2 separate regions of the Homo sapiens genome follow, and region 2 is linked to region 1. Evidence: chromatin loops called from intact Hi-C (ENCODE). Cell type or tissue: HepG2. All regions are shown on one strand. Links, peaks and the distances in the headings refer to the core of each region. The heading gives the core; the rest is flanking DNA.

The links. Peaks named below come from ENCODE experiments on the same cell type or tissue, not always from the same donor. Only the 100,000 strongest peaks of a DNase experiment are listed, where the experiment ranks them.
Region 2: it touches region 1 in a loop (2.3-fold over the local background); 1 of 110 quality-filtered maps calls a loop at or near these places.

What each region holds. Positions count from the first base shown.
Region 1 is chr2:226,558,438-226,561,363 of GRCh38, reverse strand. No RefSeq gene overlaps it. Among named protein-coding and RNA genes, the nearest start is that of MIR5702, 99 kb to the left of the region's middle. In HepG2, for the core only: no CTCF peak of the experiment used is centred there; a DNase peak (open chromatin) is centred at 1,603.
Region 2 is chr2:226,482,652-226,485,577 of GRCh38, reverse strand. No RefSeq gene overlaps it. Among named protein-coding and RNA genes, the nearest start is that of MIR5702, 170 kb to the left of the region's middle. RefSeq lists an enhancer at 1,147-1,648. In HepG2, for the core only: no CTCF peak of the experiment used is centred there; a DNase peak (open chromatin) is centred at 1,407.

The DNA of each region.
Region 1 (2,926 bases), core at 321-2,820:
GGGACAGAAGCTCCAATCTCCCCTCTAGGTATTTTTAAAGTGCAACCCACCCAATGTATAATAATCGAGTTTTCTTACTCCATGGTCACCTATTGATACTCTTTAAATGACTTGCTTTTATTGTGCCTTCTATTACAGAGCTGCTTTAGGGAGGCAGGTTGGAACAGGGCATACAGTTTGTCATGTGTGACTTGCAGGAACCCATTTGTCTTAAGAAGGGAGACTGGTGTGCAGCGTGAGAGGGCACTATAGTGAAATTCATGGCTTGAACTGGAAAGGGATAAAAGTACTGGGAAGAGGAGTGAAGTTGGAAGTAGTAGACCTGAAGCTTTCTTCTAGAAATAGCCAACAGAAAAAATATGGATTTCCCATTAAGAATTGTTGACAGGGAAGGAAAACAAAGAGAGAAGCCAAGGGAAGAATGTCTATTAGGAGGAATAATGTTGGTTCCCTTGATGTTAAACCTATTTTTTTTCCCTGAGAGACTTGTGTCTGCAGTTGAACAGAGGTTATTGGCTGCAGTAAGTGCCCTTCACTGCAACACCAGCAAAGGCTGTACTTCCAATCACGAAGAGTCACACACTGGCTGAAATTGATAAAGTGCAAGTACACAAATGCAGTGAGCACCAACCACACATTTGAGCAAGGGACACCCAAATACGTTAATTCTCTTCAACCAAGAAGAAAGAGCTCTGCTTATTTCCAGAGCAAGCACAATTTGGCAAGGGCCCTGGGATGGTGGTTCTCAACCAGGAGTAATCCCCTGTCTCCCTGCTTCCCACAAGGGACATTTGGAAATGTCTAGACACACTTTTGGTCATCACAATTGGTGGTGAGCCAGCAGGATACTACTGTTATCTACTGGGTAGTGGTGAGGGATGTACAGGACAGTCCCCCATTACAGAGAATTATCTAGCTCATGCTGTTGAGAAACTCATGTCTAATGTTAATTTCTAATGTGTTTCAAGATAAAATGGACACTCACAACACAGTATCTCTTCATCACATTGCTTTTTAGATACCTGCTACCGATTAGACATGAAAAAAAGTGATTCATTGTTCAAATCACTGCAAAAAGCAACTTACAGTTAAAACATATGCTAACAGACCTGCTTCTCTCTTTTGAGAAACAGATTTACAAATAAATGGTGATGCTTTTTTGTTTTTTAAAATTTTTGTTTGTTCTTTTTTTCCAGAAAATATCCTGGCTTTTATGTGTATTGATGAATGTGGTCTTTATAGAACTTTCACACATTAAAAAAAATACTGAGCACTTAAACGCCAATTTATTAGACTGTAGGATGGTTACATTACACGGTAGCACACATGGATTTTTTAAAAATCTCAGCTCTTGTGAAGAACAAAAATGCTTATTTTAGATGAAAGTGTAAACTCTACTTGAATGTCTGACAGAATAGGCATCTATTTCATCATTGAGAAGAAAATTGATCGTTCATTATGAGAAAGATTACAGCCTGTTCCTATCATATCTAAAACCTGAGTCATTAAAGTTGAAAACTTTCACAAAGACCTTATACTTTAACCACTTAGAAATTCTCATGGGCAGATATGTCCTTGGGGATGGGGAGATGAGGCAATATTTACTGTGACATTTTTGTGCATAGTTCACCTTTCCCTGGGACCACTCCATTTATACACATTGGGAGATGATCATGGTGTTAAAAGACTCTTAAGTCAATAAGAACATGACTTTCCTCTAGGATGTTTCATCAAGTAGTTGGGTTGATAATGAGAAGCGTTTTCAAAGACAGAATCTTAATATAGACCTTTTAAGCTCTTATGAATTCACATCAGTAGAACTAATAAGCTTACCATCACAGGCTAGTGTGTGCCTATTAAGTGAAACTAATTTTACTTAATCTTAATTAATTTTCAATTTCTATTTTGTCTCCTCTGTTCCTGCATTATTCTTTTAATTACAGCTTATGCTTAGCTTTGCTGATACTAGAAATCAAAGTTAAATGAGGAAATGAAGCCAGGTTCAAATCAGCTTAGGTGGCAGGGTCCAGGGGATCAAACTCTTACTTGAATGTGGAGATGGAAGTTTCTCTGAGAAGGTTGTGTGCATATGAGTGCGTGTGTGCGCATGTGTGTATTTGCCTTGTTTCAATTTTCACAGACAATAGCTCCCTTCCCCAAATATTTGAGGCTGGTAGGCCATTTTTCTACTTAAAAATATCTTAATGAAACAGCCAGAGTCATATTATTGTTAGTACAGTATTTAGATGTTGTATGAAATTACTAAAAGATAAACTGTAAACTATAGCAACTATGCTTCTCAAACTGACCTGATTACTTTTATATATACACAGAATGGAAGAATCCTAGAATCTTTTCTAAAGGAAATAGTAGATTACCATAACAATTACAAAATTGAACAGTTCAAGTCAGTTGATACTTATCACTTAATCACATTTCTAAGTATTTGGTCTTGCTTCCTAAATTAATTTTTTATTCTATTATACTGGGTTGAACTTCTATTCTTAACTCCTGTCAAAGATTAAAAAAACAACAACCCTGGTTCTCTCTTAAATTTTCTCCTAAAAAGCAGTTGAATTATCCTGGACCAGTGATGAGAAACTGTTCCCAGGACACTTCTAAGACAGGCGATGCTGGTCTAGATTTGTGAGCGATGTTACCTCTCATTCCTTGTCAGCTCCACAACGTGTTGCTAGAGCATTTCAGTTGTCTCGGTTTTTATCATTCTCCATGACACTCGCAGAGAAGGAATGTGAGTATCTGGTGGCTCTGGCCAATGTATTGCCATGTCCACCTGTCACCAATAATAATGTAATGAGGACAAAGGAAATCTCCTTCTTCAGTATCCACTTCAGAACTTCTGGTTTAAAAATAGCATTTGGTTAGCAGCCCCTAAAATAAACACTTAACACAGAAAAGGTGAAAA
Region 2 (2,926 bases), core at 123-2,622, 76 kb after region 1:
TATACACACACACATATATATATGTGTGTGTATATGTTTACACATATATATGTTATAGAAAATGATAAAGGAAATGATAGTTCATAAATTCACTCATGAACTGCAGTTCTGCTGGGTGTTTTTTCACTCCTTTGAAATATTTTATATATATTATATATATATATACATACACACACACACACGTATGTATGTATGTGTGTGTGTGTGTGTGTGTGTGTATATATATATATATATATATATATATATATATATATACGCATATAGGTGTTACAGGAAAGGGGTCCTGATCCGGACCCCAAGAGAAAGTTCTTGGATCTCACATAAGAAAGAATTCAGGGCAAGTCCACAGTGCAAAGCAAAAACAAGTTTACTAAGAGAGTAAAAGAATAAAAGAATGGTTACTCCATAGACAGAGCAACCCTGGGGGCTGCTGGCTGCCCACTTTTACGGTTATTTTTTGATGATATGCTAAACAAGGGGTGGATTATTCATGCCTCCCCTTTTTAGACCAATAGGGTAATGTCCTGACGTTGCCATGGCATTTGTAAACTGTCATGGCTCTAATGGGATTGTAGCAGTGAGGACGACCAGAGGTCACTCTTGTGGCTATCTTGGTTTTGGTGGGTTTTAGCTGGCTTCTTTACTGCAACCTGTTTTATCAGCAAGGTCTTTATGACTTGTACCCTGTGCTGACCTCCTATCTCATCCTGTGACTTAGAATGCCTTAACCATCTGGGAATGAAGCCCAATAGGTCTCAGCCTCATTTTACCCAGCCCCTATTCAAGATGGAGTTGCTCTGGTTCACATGCCTCTGACATATACATTGTTGATCTTCTTCTAGATATATCTATCTATCTAATCTACCTATCTATACCTGTTTATGTTTTTATTTATCTCCATCTCTCTCTCTCTCTCTCACACACACACACACACACACACACACACACACACACATATAAAAGCAGTTAAGTCTGGTTTCTGGTTTCTCTTTTCTAATATAAAATTTGGGGATCTCTGCCATATCTACACTTAATTCTTTTCTACTCTAGAAACTCCAGCAAAGCAGCTCTTGGGGAAGAATGCATTCCTCTGTGAGTTACCTCATGAATGCATAATACGGGAGGGGTGCAGCTGTGATATTTGCTGCACAAGGCAGGATTTGAAAAATTCTGGGAGGTGACTGCTTCTCTTGCCCCAAAGTCTGAAATGGAAGGAAGGAACACATAGTAATAAGTTCTGTATCTAAGCGAAATGCTAGAAGTTCATAGTGCCTGTTTGTGACTCTATCAGTTTTTTTTTTTTTAACCTAAATGGGAAACATAAGCTGCAATGATTTCTGAGGACATCAGCTCCATTATTCGTGTGTCCAGGCTCTCTCGCTTTCCCTCTGCAAACAACTCTGCCTCAGCTTAATGCTGTTGGGCTGCTTGGAATTCCTGACATGGTTCTTCCACATTCCTCACCCCGAAGGGATAATAGTCATTTATAGAGGGGCCACCTTCTATTCACCTCCTGAGAAGGAGGGAGGTTTGAAAAAAAAAAAAAACAAAAAAACTACCAAATGAAGAAAAATGTGAGATATGGTGAGAAAAACATGGAAACAGCCAAGATACTAGAGAGAGATAGAAGCTGATCCATGTGTTCCTCCTATGGGCTTGAAAGGAAGTGATAGTTCATAAATTCACTCATGAACTGCAGTTCTGCTGGGTGTTTTTTCACTCCTTTGAAATATTTTCCTTTTTACGGTGCTCAAATATTTTGCTTTCCCTTTTCTAGGATTCTTAACCTGGGTTGTGATCCCTTTTAACATTTGTTTCTCCTCTTTTTAAAGCTTTGTCTTCCTTTCATTTGCTTTTGCTTCTCTACAGGGTCTTTTTGGTTTTGGCTGACTTTCTTCCAATTTGTGTGTGTGTGCGTGTGTGTGTGTGTGTGCACATGCATCTGTTTGAATAAGAGGATAATGGAGACAAAATTTATAATATATAAACTGGGTAAACCAATTGAGTTTGCAAAAAAGCTGTGTTCTCTGAGGCACATTCTTTTCATCCTGTGCTTAGAGAGACATGTCCTCTGTTGTGTGGTATACCCCAAATCCCGCAGTGAGTGCAAACAGTGGAAAAAATGTCTCCCTTTCCTGCTTTCATACAGGCTACATGAACAGAGGCCACGGTCTCTAGGACAGAGTGATGTCTTTTCTGCTTTCCAGTGAAAAGTCAGTCGAGAGGTAGCATGCTGTGCCTAGTGTCAGAGGCTACAACAGGACGAAGAAGTTATTTTACATGTTGCACAATGAAAGAATGTTGTTTGTGCAAGATCTGATGAGCAGAAGTGCCTATTAGGTGTACCTTGTTAAACCAGCGCCTCATTTAATCATAATGATTGTCTTCTGTGGTGGAGATTAAATTACAGAGCTTCTCCTATATAAACAGGTAGACAATTGAAGTCTTGCTGAAAAGAAAAGCATCCATCCTGGTGCTCCTGGAAATATCTGATTCCTCCAAGGTAGAGAAGAATTTGAAAAATCTGACATTAGAGCATTCAGACAGTTGGGGAAAGAAGCTGCAGCTTTTCCTCCAAGATATATGTATTTTTGGTTTAATGTTCACTCCTGCAGGATGAAAATCAAATCCAAACACAAACTCACTCATAATCACTTTTTTTTATTCTGGAAAACCCTTGAGAACCTCTTTAAAAAGTTATGATTCTTTTTGGTTTGTTTGACTTTTAAGTCTTTCGTAGAGTCTGCAATTATAATTACTGTGCTTCTTTCTTCTAAGACCTGAAAAATTTAATAGGTACCTGAGCAGGACGGTTTAATTTTTGTTTTGAAACTGTGTTACGGCAAAGCTTAGAAATATTATTATTTATTTTCTCATTTCAAATCAAAGTCATTATTCTCAAAAGGTAAAATAAAATAACAGTCAC